3 separate regions of the Mus musculus genome follow, and regions 2 and 3 are each linked to region 1. The links are chromatin loops, found by intact Hi-C in ENCODE. Cell type or tissue: heart. All regions are shown on one strand.

Evidence for each region. Hi-C counts contacts between places; a loop is a spot of excess contacts. Peaks named below come from ENCODE experiments on the same cell type or tissue, not always from the same donor. Only the 100,000 strongest peaks of a DNase experiment are listed, where the experiment ranks them.
Region 2: it touches region 1 in a loop (6-fold over the local background); 8 of 42 quality-filtered maps call a loop at or near these places.
Region 3: a loop joins it to region 1, with 19 times the contacts of the local background. A loop is called at or near these places in 16 of 42 quality-filtered maps.

The regions. Positions count from the first base shown.
Region 1 is chr10:107,744,978-107,749,977 of GRCm38, forward strand. No RefSeq gene overlaps it. Among named protein-coding and RNA genes, the nearest start is that of Ptprq, 28 kb to the left of the region's middle. In heart, a CTCF peak has its summit at 2,801 (motif pointing left); no DNase peak of the experiment used is centred here; H3K27ac peaks cover 265 bases.
Region 2 is chr10:106,929,576-106,934,575 of GRCm38, forward strand. It overlaps Ppfia2 (protein tyrosine phosphatase, receptor type, f polypeptide (PTPRF), interacting protein (liprin), alpha 2), which reads left to right. Exons shown (of 32, transcript NM_001205341.1): 32 at 1,548-3,893. It overlaps Acss3 (acyl-CoA synthetase short-chain family member 3), which reads right to left. Exons shown (of 16, transcript NM_001142804.2): 16 at 3,942-5,000. Among named protein-coding and RNA genes, the nearest start is that of Acss3, 190 kb to the right of the region's middle. In heart, a CTCF peak has its summit at 3,059 (motif pointing right); no DNase peak of the experiment used is centred here; H3K4me3 peaks cover 307 bases.
Region 3 is chr10:107,440,448-107,445,447 of GRCm38, forward strand. No RefSeq gene overlaps it. Among named protein-coding and RNA genes, the nearest start is that of Myf5, 43 kb to the right of the region's middle. In heart, a CTCF peak has its summit at 2,530 (motif pointing right); no DNase peak of the experiment used is centred here.

The sequences.
Region 1 (5,000 bases):
AAGCAAAGTTCCCATTGTTTGAAATGTTCTTTTTTTTTTTTAATTATGTGTGTGCACACTCTCTTCAGCCATCACTCTTCCACACTGGTAAAATGCATCTACAAAATAATACTTCTATCTGAGACATTTATATTCTAATGTGTGGAAACTGGCAAAAAATAATGCATAAAATAAAGAGTACATTATATAGTACTTTATGCACAAGTCCTAAAGAAAAAAGGTGAGACAGAATAACGGAGTTCAGAGGGAGTAAGCCATCTTATTAAGTAGAGATTTGAAGACAAGGGTTCATGGAAAAAAGAAATAGAGTTTTTAAGCAAAGTGTGTAGGGAGGTAAGAGAGCCAGGCACACATGAGGTTCTGGAAGAGGACCATGAGAACTAAAGAAATACATGTACAAAGGCTTAAAGTTGAAGGTTACCTAAGGCAGTGGCTCTTAATCTGGGGTCGTGGCCCCTTTGGGAGGTCAAAAATGACCTCCTTTTATGAAGAGGGTCACACTTTAGATACATGGCATATCAGATATGTACAGTTCATAACAACAGCCAAATTACAGGTATGAAGCAGAACAAAAGTGATTTTATGGTGGGGGTCTCCACAGCATGAGGGACAGCATTATAGGGTCACAGCATAGGGAGGCTGAGAAACTCAGTTTCCTATTTATTAAAAAGAAAGTTCCAACTTTACATGATTTCTCTGATTTTCAAAGTTATGAAACATTTAGAAAGAGGTAAGAAATCAGGGGGTTATGTATCATTCAGGAAGAGTAACATTGGGGAGTCTTCTTTGTATTTTATCATAAAAACTGAAGAGGGTAGTTCAACCTATTCCCTTATCCAGTTTATCCAAATAGTTAGTCTTGTGGGTTTTGTGACCACAAAATTCCCATAAAATTGATAATATCTTTTTTATAGTTCTGTTGCCTCCTTCCATATTCTTCTGGGCTTTCTCTCATTCTCAGACAAAACAATAAATCATCAGCTCCTATGTATAAGAGCTGTAATATGATTTTTAAATTGTTCATTGTTTTTCTTTAAGTAACCTTCAAAGAATTGATTGTGCTTCTAATAATCACTTAGTTTCACAAAAATGATACTGCATCTATATTGATGTTAGTTCGTTGCTTTAGCAATATAAACAACAGAGTTGCCAGGTATGTAGGTATGCACGCAGGTAGGATTTTCTGAAGGAGGCAGATGCAGGAGGATTATGAGTTTGAGGACAGCCTAGGCTACACAATTAAACTTCTCAAGAAACTGTGGTTCAAAGCAGGATGCCTAGTCTGCAACCCCTTCACATCACAACGTCACCTTTATACCCAATGTTTAAAGAATATCAGGGTAAACCAATTACAAAATGTATCCAACAAAATTCCTGGAATGAAATAACTTCAGATCTTTATTTTTATGAAGGTGACTTTTGAAAACATATGTAAACATTTACTTTAAAGTAAAGCTTATCAGACATAACACTGAATCTCACATACACAGAGATCGAGGAAGATCCCGAAAATAAATGGGTCACAGAGTTTGCACGGAGTTTTAGGACAAGGAGTTGAATCTTTCTAAGGTCTCAAAAACTCCATGACACTTTACAGTAAAGTTTTAGTGAATAAAATGTACTCTCTGAGGCATTTTATGTTCTTTGCTTAGCTTCATGTTTCTAGGCTCTGCCTGCACACTGACCTAGATGCTGCCTCTGCGTGTTCCCACACCAGTGTCTTATGAAGCCTTCCCCACCTTCCCTCTCTGACTTCTTGATGCCCTTTTCTGTTTACAGCACCCTTCTCCCTTTCTGTCTCCACCTCGTGGCTATCTCCTTCTCTTTCATTGTAATCCTGCATGCCCGTCTTCAAGGATACCCCTGGCCCCTGCCACTGGGTTAGTTGCAGTTTCTCTGTGCTCCCAAGTATCCAGGGTGAAAACCACGTGACAGAGTTTCTCACGCAGCATTAGCACTACGTGGAGTTGCTCTGTGTCGCTGAAGTTCCGTCTCGGGAGCCTATCACAGTCCCGGATGCTGTAAAACAACTCACTGTGTGAATGATAAATGATACAAGATGTTCCCCACCCCCCAAACCTTAAGAGCATAAAGCAGCAATGGATTCCTAATTCTTGGACACAACTCCTGTTTATCAGATTACAGCCAATACACAGAGAACCCAAAAATTAAGCACACAGGCCGGTCCTCACGCGTTTCTCTTTGTTCTATGTTAATCAAACTATTACATACCTGGGAATATTGCCTTCCAGTGCACCTGCCACCTGAAGAGAAAGCACCTTCCAAAAACATGTAACCAGCCTTTTGGCAATTGAAGGGTGTTTTATCAAAATCCTAAAAAGATAAAATATACACTATCTAGTACCCAGCTAGGCAAATATTTTCCTTTGTGAAACTTGGCTTTTGTTTTTGATAAACATTAACCAGACTTGCTGTTATTTACAAAGAACATCAAATATTCCCAGTGAATATAGGATGTGCACTATGATATGCACAGAAAGGGTTTTGATCCCTCCTAGCTCAGCTTTAGAGTGGATATATGTTATATGGTGAAATTCTGTTATTAATAAGGTTATCTACATAGAGTGTATTGAGTATGGATGCACACTACTGTTAGGATTCGTGCTTTTCCTGAAAAATGTATGTTTTACATTCTATGAATACAGTGTTATATTAAAGTGTATAAAGATAAAGATTAATTACATGATAGATTCACAATTGTGATCTACACAAGATTCAAAACAACCCCGGGTAATGTACTGAAGTGAATTTTCCGAAACGCCTATGATGAGACTGCCCCCTAGAGGTCAACTCACCACATTGAGTGAGAAATTAAACAACTGATTTAAAATGTGCCAACTTATTCTTCAGATCTAATGTTACTCCAAGGACCTGAATGAAGTCATGTTTATATCGTCATCCACCTATCCTCTTCCACACATGCTCACCTGTGACAACCACAACAGGTTTCTCTGAAGAACTTAGTTTCTCTGTTACACGGGGGTGATCCTCTGACGGAAAACAGGGTGTTAGAAAAGGTGATGATCATGAAGAGTAGAGCTGACTGGCTTTGGTGCTAGGGGTTGGGTTTTTCAGCAAACCACTGACCAGATGAGAGTTTGTGAGACACTCCACACTTTTAGAAAACTGAAGAAAATGCCACACACGAGCCTCACTTCACTGATGCTAAACAAAACCTTCAGCTCTTTCAATGTCTTTTCATAAAACTAGCATCAGAACTTTAGGTGTATGGAGTAGAAAGAGTGAGAGAGAACAAATGTCCACGTTGGGTTATATTTCTATATTTGTAGGAAAGGAGACAATTGCAGAAAGTGGAATAAGGTTGAGGGGAGGAACATTACGCACTCAGCTCGACAACGCTGACGCATCTGTGGGAAAGACCAACCATTTATTAGGAATATAATGAGCACTTCTGAAGCTCACAGGAGAAAACTGCGTTAGTAATGATTTGAGTTGGATAAGGCTGTAAGTCGTGAAAATGATCTCATGCATATCAATCCTGGACTGATCAAGGGAAGACCACAATTAAAACACTATCGGCCCAAGAATCCGATGCCTACCGAAGTGGTTGACAAAAATAGTCTACAGAAATATAAGCTATGTCTAGTATGTATATGTAATAATAAAGAAACATTTGTTGAACTAATAAAGTCAGGGCTAACAGACACATGAATGAACATAGACAAAAGTTTCATTTAACACAATAGCTCTTTACTGACATACACATCGTTAAGAGCAGTCCATGTTGATTCTTTGACCTAAGATATGAAGATACAAATATTCTTTCCTCTTCGTTTTTAAAATAATATCTTCAAGGTTTGAAAAACTTGAGACTGTTACAGTGTGACTGGGGTATCTTTCCAGACATACTGACACTGGTAATTTTACAATGGTTACTTTTCCTTGTGAAGATGAACCTACCTAATTGTGTCATGTCAGAGATCAATACATCAATATAATGTCACATAACTCTCCTTACTAAGCTATGTAATTTTAACAATGCAACCCCTAACTTTCTGTTTATTTTACTCTTAACATCTCCCAAACCAATAAAAATGTTAATGCTTTTATTAATCAAGTAGGGAATGAATTGTAACCAATTAGAACTGTTGTAAAGTAGCTTCTGGAATTACGTGTGCAGAATTAGTGTGCAATTATAACTCCATTAGAGCAAGACCCAGATGTTTTCCTGTCTAAAGGAGACCCAACTTTAGAATTATTTTTCTTACATTTTTAAATACAAGACAATCATGTAAATAATTATATTCTAGTTCTTCTGGTTTCAAAAAAATGTTCTCCTTCTAGAAAAAAAGGTAGGAATAACTGCTTAATTTTAATTTTAATTTTTATTTCTGTGTGATGTGTAGTAAAAAAGAGTAGAGACAGCATCCAGTTTGGAGGAGATGTGTGCATTAGTTCATGTTGGTACTTACTTCAGTGTTGCCTCAACCCTACATCTCAGGAGTTCTTGAAAACATTCTTGTTTATTGTTTATGGTAAGGAGATGGATGAGAGGGAAAAGATATTTTTCATTACTAAAAATAACTCACAAGATACCATAAAAATATACCAGTTAGTTATTCTTTATTCTTTTTGAAAGTAGAGGGATATAGCTGGTTACTTACTGGTTTTGTTTAATTTGCTTTTGATTGATGCATAAAGACACAAGGGTTATACCTATCTATGAGATATTCTTCATATCATTACATGTGTCTGTTGCATAAGGTTAAACATGCCTGCCTCAAACATTTGTTACTTCTCATGGGTGAAAAACTTTAAAGTCCTGTGTTGAGTCTTTTTGAGAATGCAGTGTAGAAACACTGTCTGTGGACACTTTCCTATATGGAAGACACGACTTGATTGCAACTTGGTACCCATCAGTAAATCTCTCCCCATCTCTCCCTCTTCTCTGCTCACCTTCTGCAAAGCAATCTTTGACTTCCAATACCTATGAAAGCAACCACAGATGAGTCACATAA
Region 2 (5,000 bases), 820 kb before region 1:
TTAGATGTGGATTAATATTAACAACAAAGTTGAATATAAAATTATACAAATCACAACATCTTATTTCCTATCACTATGATTTATATTTGCTGAAATCAAGTATAAATTTTAAGAACCTGGGAAGTATAATATAGAAAAAATTATAAGAATTAGGAGTAGAAATAGCATGAAACTTCATTATACACATATAAGATATAATATTTATGAGAAAATGCTAATCGGTGGGAAATATTGCTATATCAATACAACATGAAATTTTATAGTAAATATTCCATATATGTAAAACTGGTTTCCTAGATTTATAAACTTTAAATGGGTGAAAAATATATTAACCTAAATTTTGGATATACCAAACTATTCTATCATATTCAATGAGCTGATATTTGAAAGAAAATAGTTTTCAACTCTATTGTGCCCAGAGATGGGAGAAGGAAAGGGTAGAGCAGCAGTCTGCCTGTGCTTTTTACTATGAGTAAACAGCCTTGGATCAACATCGATGTACAACACATCATGGCTCTTGGGAGACGAACAAAGAGGCTGACATGCTGCCTTCCGTGGGTCACTAATTAAGAAAGCAGAAAACAAAAAAAAAGCACTCAGACAAATACTTTAATTTCTCAAAATGGTACAATGAGACAAACATTTTGTGATACAAAATTTGGTCTCATTAGTCATGGCCTGCAATATATAATCATTTAGCTAAAATAAGAGACTTTTCATAACACTGTTTATAACATCCAACACATAGCATAATAATTTTCTCAGAAACTTAATAATTTACTAGCTCATAAATGACTAATATGTTCAGTAGTGCTTGCTGCTTAGCTCTAGACTCATGAGTAGAATTTATCTTGAACTATTTGCAATTTTTTTCCTGCATGTTATTCTAGTTCATATTTTTTTTAGTTTTAACCACTAAAAGGAATAAAAATATTAACAAGATAATAAAAGACAATATTTATTTTATTTTAGTGAGAAATTAAAATGGTCATTATGAAAAGTAAGCCTAAGTATACTTTATATTAGTCTGTTGTGTCAGTAATAGTAATGTGAGATTTGTTTCTATGTGATGTCATGGCTGGAATCTATAGTGTAATACATACTGCTCATACAGAGACATCAAATATGCTGTTTTATGTTCTATAATGATCAAAGAAAAGCATCATTTTTTAAAACTCTAAAATATATGAACTAGAATATAAATCTATCCTATGGAATATGCCAACTCCACCCAATTTAAAAATTAGCAACCTAAAGAAACTTGAGAAGGCATGCTGACATTTTATACCACTTATAGTACACCCATATTTTCCCTGAAGTTGAATAAGGTCTACTTCATGCTCCTGAAAATATAAATAAGTAAATAAGTAAGTGGAGACTAGTAAATGTCACACCATCTACTCTAAGTTACATCCTCCATACCGTTCCTTGTGCTGGGGTTCTAGGACAGGCCTATACAAGCTGCATGGAGATATCTGCCAGTGCAAAGGTGTGGGGTCTATTGGCTGGGAGTTGACAGTGAGCTCATGCTGTATGTCCCCTTTCAGATGTCATCTTTTCAGTCTACACGACCTAAAGTGCACTACCACCTAGGAAGACAAATGGAGAAGCCTTTGTGAAGACTGAATCCTAAGGGAATAATATAAGTAACGGTTTACCAAACATTAAATATGTGACTCTGGGGGGAGTTGGGTATTGAGTCTGATTAGTTTACTATGATTGTAATAAAAATGCTTAAGTTATCTGATATAAGAGCATCATCTACGTCATAACTTCCGTACGTCTGATGCCTTTATGAGATGGAACCACTTGTTTTTCTTCATGTTGTAATATAATAGGCATTTATGTATTGCTGTGTACCATTTCTTTTTAAATGTGTAAGTCTTCTGTAAATGGATATAAATATGATTTTTTAAAAAAATAAAATATATGGTTCATGGAGTCTCGAGTGCAAACTGAACAATTCCAAGTACTGTTTGTATTTTACCATTTCACCATTTATACGGTTTTTTGAATTGTAATGGTCAATCAATATGTTCCTTAGAAGTGTGTTTCATGCTTCGACATGCTTCTCCTTCAAGTCTGTCAAACCTTAAAGCTGAACACCTGCCTCTGATCATGTGATTAAACCTGGAGCCCAAAATGACCTTTAAAGGCCATCAGGGATGTGACACCCTCTCTCTCTCCTTACAGAAGCACTGTGATGGCTCAACCTGTTTCAAAAGAAAACAAAGCCAAACTGTTTACAAGAGTCAAATGCAATGATTTTAACAATTTATATTATGAAAACCATTACCTAATTTTGTTGCCTGTGGACCAAGAAACACACACACACACAAACACACATGCATATACACACACTTTACTAAAAACTACATGTTCATTCAAATAGCCAACACTGGACAGTGAATGTCAACCATTGTAGAGTCTGAGTTCCATTTCCACTGGGGTGTGGGGTGGAGGGGCAGAACCCCATAACCTACCCCCATTTTAAAAATCACTGTTAACAGGGCATTAGCCAGACTCAAGTCTGTTATTACGAGCCTTTAGCTGAAATAACCATTTTTTTGTGACTTCCCTGAATTCACTTTCATCAGAGGAAATAAAGACAGAATGATTAACATATATAGTGTATAAAAAGTAAAGATGAGTAATCTCTTCCTTGTGGCTTTATTCGGTGGTGTCACTGCTGTTTATTCTTTATTGATATGGGAGATTTCAAAGTGGAACCTATTTAATAATACCATTGATCTGTTTCCCTGCTGCTTGGTCTTAATGCAAGACCCGTCATTAGTAAATTATTATTAATTTTTTGTATTTCAATTCGTTGTATTTGCACGTACATTTGTTTCGATGTCTATTTTTGTTGAACAGATTCAATCAAACGGTAATGGTAACAGAAAACCTCTCCATTATCAATAAAACAACAACAACAACAACAAATGCCTCCAGTTTCCTGCTTAAGCTTTGTTTTCTAGTAGCCTGACATTTAACGATTTATTTCGATTACCAAGAAAATCATTCAACGATTTCAAATGCGATTCTATTCAAAATTGAGTCTGCCACTAGAGGGAGGTCTAAACCAGCTGATAGAGGTGGCTTGGCTTTTTTTTTTTTTTTTTTTTTAATGTTGCTTGAGTAAAGACAATGTGAAAGAACATTGAAACTCTCGATTCATCAAAATGAAATAGATAAGAGAAACTCTGATACCTGCATGGCAGAAAGATTTATACTCGTATTTAGATACCTGTGTGACAAACAGTTGTGCATAGCTGTAGTGCAACCCTTGTGATAATTAACTTACAAGGAAGAACATTTTATTTTGTCCCAGCGCATTTGATGTTCCGTCTCAAGAACCGGCAGTCTGCAGGCTTTGGGGTCGAGTGGCGTGGTCGGAAGCCTGTACCAGAGGAAACTGTTCACTTCCTTGACAGGAGACATGGAGCCCGGTGCTGCTGCTGCTCAGCTCGGGACACATAAGAGGGCACATTTCTGTGACCTGAACACTTAGCATCAGCATTATCCTGGCCACGCATTCAGCACAGAAGCTTTTGGGGGAATAATCAATATCCAATTAGGTAAACCACTCACACTGTCACCTAAAGCAGTCTCGTCTTTTTAGAAATCACCTACAAAATACTGATCATCTGTCATAGACCCCGATAGTGTGATACAAAGTATCAAATTACTTTCCTTGAGAATTATGTAAAATATTGCTTAATGTATAAGAAAATTGTAGTCAGCTATATTTCTGGGTGTTTTGGTTTTGGTTTTCCCCTTTAGCCATCAATGTTAGGAATTCAAACATGTTAGAATATCAGATCGGACCCTTTCAAACACAACTTTATATAAGTAAAACAACCTTTTGGCGAATAAAACAAGTTTCACTTTTAGCTAGTTAGTGTATTTTTTATGGGGAAAAATAAATTGTCGCACTCTTTAAATATTAAAGGTACTTTTATTTTCATTTTTGCAGGTGTCTTACAAATTTAAAAATTTCATAAAGTACAAGATCACAGGGACACCATCAAGGTGAATTTAAGTGTGGTCACATTTCTTGGATTGTATCATTGCGATCAAAGACACATTCAATTCAAAATATTTTAGATGTGATTTGACAAACAAGACAAAACAGAAACCTCATGGGGAGATTTTAAAATAGAAAGTTCTTTAATTTTCTCCCAATGTTTTAAGCAGTCTGATGACTTCATTTTAGCACCACAGCCGTGATAACTGCCTCTATCTGCAGGAGAGATGGCTTTCCTCATTGAAACATAAGAAAAACAGCTCCTTCCCAGGTGTGAGAAACTGTGTTTTTTTGTTTATTCATTTGTTTTGTCAGTTTTATTAATTTATTTTTATAGATTCTCTCTACGGGAAAATAACCCATGCTTACTTGCTGATGTATCCCCTCAGATCTGGGAAAGAGGAAAATCTACATATGATCCAAAGATGAAAACTTTACTCAATTCTTAGATCTGCCTGAGTTTATAATGGGCAAATACGAAAATGACAAACTTAAAGTACCTGGTTCATGTCGAGAAAGTAATGATCTGTATTTTCATGCTAACATATTAAAAATTATTGATTTGTAATCCCCACAGTTGTGAAAATGGATAAAATGTATATATACAATTAATAATTCAAGAAACTCAAGAGCTTCAAGTTACAAAATGTCAGTTGGTTAAATTCGGAATACCAAAATAATTAAAGATGATAACAAACTGTTTTTAATATTACCAATAAAGAAAGTAGTTTAATTAATAAAACTTCCCTTTGAGAAGCCATTCATTATCCACTCTGCAGCCCAAAGTTGCCTAAAAATGAGTCTTTATAATATATATGACAAGTAATAATATTTATGACAAGTAAGTTGCCATCTGTTAGTTCTCACCTATATTTCTTGTATTTGGATTTATCTGTTAGGACACAGACCAAAGAGGCCTAAAATGAGAGCCTTATGTAAGATATGCATAGCTTTTATGACCAGTAAATCCAAA
Region 3 (5,000 bases), 300 kb before region 1:
CCTCTGCAAAGAACAGATTACTCAATAGTGTGGTCTATTGCTATAATCCATACAAGTACAAATCTCAAGTGCAGCGCATTCAACACATAGACGTTCATGTAGGATGCCCCGTGTCTAAGATGGAATCTCTGGTCAGCCCTCTTAGGACTCTGCTGTAACTCCTTGGCGTAGACATCTTATGTCACTTAGATGAGTTTTCAGCGCAGATCATATGGATTCCAAGTGAGAGAAGGTGTCCAGGCTGCTCAAGAAATAGGATGGGCCAGGGGCTAGAGGGGAGACCCGATGACACAGAAAACTACTGAACTAGACCGTTTTGTGGGCAGAAAGATATAGTGGGGATCCAGTTGACAAGACCCTCTCTGGGTAGGAGGTGTGAAGTTGGACCTGCCAAAATGTATCTGTTACATTGACATATGCTTTTGGAGGGACCCTTAGTGTTTCTTTGAGAATGATCTGTTTATTGTAGGTTTAACCAAAGCTGAATTTCATTTTCCTATTGGATGAAAATATATCACAGCATTCCCATGTCATTTCCATTTCAGGGAACTACTGAACAAAAAGATATAACACAAATATTTCATGTCTCACTGCTAATATGGCATGGGAAAGTCTGATAGTGGTACTTTTGTCTTTTATTAGACAGCATTGCTAATAATAATAACATATATATGCATGTAATATATATATGCATGTATATGTATATATATCTTTGTTTAACTATATGTTTTATATACATATCCATAGGCTAGACCAGTGCCTGGCAAATACAGAAGTCGATGCTCACAGTCATCTATAGGATGGAACACAGGGCCCCCCCAATGGAGGAGCTAGAGAAAGTACTGAAGGAGCTGAAGGGATCTGCAACCCTATAGGTGGAACAACAATATGAACTAACCAGTACCCCCAGAGCTCATGTCTCTAGCTGCATATGTAGCAGAAGATGGCCTAGTCGGCCATCACTGGGAAGAGAGGCCCCTTGGTCTTGCAAATTTATATGCCCCAGTACAGGGGAATGCCAAGGCCAAGAAGTGGGAGTGGGTGTAGGGGAACAGGGTGGGGGGAGGGTATAGGGAACTTTCGGGATAACATTTGAAATGTAAATAAAGAAAATATCTAATAAAAAAGTGCAAAAAATAAATAAATAAAATGAAACAGAATAACCAAACCAAACAGAGTGCTAAGAAGCGAAATGCAAATGACGTAAAGCACTTAAAGTAGTTTAGACTTTGTTATGTCTGTTCCATGATGGCTAAATACCTAAGATGAAGCAAGCTTTAAAGGCATAAGTAAGTATCTTCTACTAGGGACATAGGCCTCTCAGCAGCATAGGGAATGTAAAAGCTTATGTGGTTATTGAAATGCAAAACCCCTTCCATTAGTCTTTACTTGAGAAAACTGAGTTTCCTTTGGGAGAAGGGAGAGAAGTTATTGAGGACACTTAAAATCTGATCCCTTAGCTCATTTCTAATAAACAAAGTGTTATGAACTCCCTTCTTGGGTTCCATGGTGTGGCAGTATGAGAATGAATAGTGACTTCAATGAATTCATTAAAATGCCTTACACTTTGCAAACTGTGTGGAAATGTAAGATGATGTGAAAGCCCAATGTGGACCCTGTAGGCAACCCGGAGGAAGCAGATGGAGGGTAGACATTGTCTCATCAGGAATCCTATCCCGCTGCTCCTGGGGTAAAGGTTTCAGTAACTTGCTGTTGCCTTGGAAAATAGTGGGTTTCTAAATTGATGACTGTGTTCAAGGAACAAAAACACAGCAGACAAGAAGAAGACAGAAGTTGAAGAGATAGCTTTCCAAATAGTGGTTAAACCCTGAACAGTACCCATTCCGCTTAGAAACTGAGCATTAAAATAGAGACTAGGGGGCCAGAGAAATATGGCTGGGGACACAAAGGCTCTCACTGTCAAGCCTGGCCACTTGAGTTCAGGTCCCAGGATGTATGTAGAGGAAGGAAGGAGCAGACTCTGGCAAGCTGTCTTCTGATATCCACATTCATTCCTTGACATAAGCCAACATGTGCATGTACACACACACTCACATATGCATAGTATATAAATCAATGGAACAAATTTTATGTGGAAAAATTAGAGAATGTTACCAGTCGTTGCAGAAGGAGGCCCATTGCTTCCTTGTGGTACATGTGCTTATCCAGTGGGTGCACAAAAATAAGAACAAACAAAAGCCAGAAAATCTTGCCCTTATAAATACAAACATTGGCAAAGTATCCTTACAGATCCAGAAATAAATATTAAATTTCCTTTTCTACTGCATTATTTCTTAACAATTAGATCAATTGTTTAGATCATACTAGAAATTATGTGAATAGAAATGGTTCTGTATAAGATATTATCAGAGCGACACTTAGAGAGTATCAACAGAATAAATAGAATAATGGTTTAATTTATGGTAAGACATGCTCTCTAAAAAAATTTGAAGGAATGCATGCTGAATGTGAATTTAAAATCATTTTAGTGGAGCCTTGAACGGTGAGCTTTAGGGTGCAATATTTTCTCTAACCACCAGGGAGCAGACGAGTGCCTTGAAAGAAAGGCTCGTCAATCATTACTAAATGACAGGAAAAATAATAAATAGTAGGCATGGATAACCCAATGTCTCTTTCATTTAGAAAGAAAGATTCTCCTTGACAAAGTCTAACATCCCCTCACAATAAAAGTCCTGGATAGATTAGGGATACAATGTACATTCCTTAATATAATAAACACAGCTACAGCAAGCCTATACTCAACACCAACTTAAGGAGAAAAACACAAAGTATTTATACTAAAATCAGGACCAAAATAAGGTTGCCCCCTCTCTGTACCTAATGACAATATAGCATCTGATGTATAACCTAGATCAGGAAAAGAACTGAAGGAGATTAAGTGAGTACAATTGTTAAGAGAACTCAAATGTCTTTATGCACAGATGGTATGATAGTATACATAAGTGACACTAAAATTTTCACTGGGAACCTTCTACAGCTCATGAACCTTACTAGCAAAGTGGCTGGGGAAAGAATAATTCACAAAAATCAGTAATGTTACTATCTACAAATGAGGAATGAACTAAGAAAGAAATCAGAGAAACAATACCTTTTGCAATAACCTCAAGTGAAAGACTTGTATGATTAAAAACTTAAACACATTGAAAAAAGACATTGAAGAAGATAACAGAGGATGGAAAGATTTCCCATGCTCAAAGTTAATAAAATTAAAATAGTAAAAATGTCCATCCAACCAAAAGTGATCTACAGATTCAATGCAATTCTTATCAAAATTCCAATACAATTCTTCATAGATCTTGAAAGGACAATTTCTGCTTTACATGGAAACAACAACAACAACAAAACAGGACAGCTAATGAAATAATCCTGCTGGAGATCATCACCACCCTAATCTCAAATTATACTATAGATCTATAGTAACTATAGTAACAAAATCTGCATGATGTTGGTACAAAGACAGACAAGTCGGTCAATGGAACTGAGCTGAAGACCCAGAAATAAGTCCCCACACCTATGGTCATCTGATTTTGGATGAAGAATCCAGAAATGCATGCTGAAAAAGGACAGCATCTTGTCCAAATGGTGCTGGTCAAACTGGGTGGTTTCATGTAGAAGAGCGCACATAGAGATAAACTTATCATCAATCATACTTTATCAAACACAACCTCAATGTATCAAAGACCTTAACATAAGACCAGATACATTTCATCTGATAGAAGAGAAAATCAGAAATAGCTTTGAACCCATTGGCACAGGAAAATAATTTCTAAACAAAATACCTTTAGCACAGACATTTAGATAAATAATAAATGAAACCTCATGAAACCATGAAGATTCTGCATGGCAAAGGACACCATTATTAGACAAAGCTGCAGCCTACAGAATGGAAAAACATTTTTCCAACTACACATCTTATACAGGACTAAAGAACCAACCAACTCACCAAACAAACAAACAAACAAAAAACCTGGTCATCAAGAAAACAAATAACCCAATTAAAAGTGGGGTACAGATATAAACAGAAATATCAAAAGATAATACAAGAATGAATGAGAACCCCAAATGTTCAACATTGTTAGTCATCAGGGAAATGCAAATCAAAAACTATGTTGAGATTTCATTTTACCTACGTCAGAATGGCCATGATCAGTAAAACAAATAAGATTAGATTGGCAAGGATGTAGAGTAAGGGGAGCACACATCCATTGCTAGTAGAAGTGTAGACTTGTATAGTTGCTATGGAAATCAGCATGGCAGTTCCTCAGGAAGATGGGAATTAATCTACCTCATTGTACAGCTTAACCCAAAAGGACATATACCCAAGGGACATTTCCTTCAACTACAGAGCCACTTATACAAACATGTTTATTGGTGTTTGTATAAGTCATGATGTCCAGAAATTGTAAGCCATCTAAACAACCATCAATGGATAAATGGATTAAAAAGTATGGTACATTTATACAAATGAATATTATTTATCTATGAAAAAATTACGAATTAAATTAAAATTACAAATCTCACAGGTAAATGGATAGAGCTTGAAAAAAAAATCATCCTGAATGAGGTAACCCAGATCCAGAAAGGCAAATACGGTATGTATTCACTCATCTGTTGATGTTATCTGTTAAGAAATCTATAATCCATAAAGCCAAAGAGAGTATGTACAGAGTAAGGGATTAGAAGGAAGAGATTTCCCTTGGAAGATGAATAGATAGTTCATAGATAGTTATAGATGGATAGGAAGGGGTGCTGGAACAAGATGGTCAAATTGGGGGGAGGGGAGAGAGAGGAAGACAAGGAGGGACAACTTAATTGTGAGCCATTTGAGGGGTTGTTTGGAAACCCATTACAGTTGAAGCTTCGAAATACATAAGAAAGACAATCCAATTGACATGTTGAAATGATGAGGGAGACAGCTTCTCATCTCCAAATAAAGCATCAATACCCAAGATTAGAAATCTTTTCAAGTTCGCCTCCAT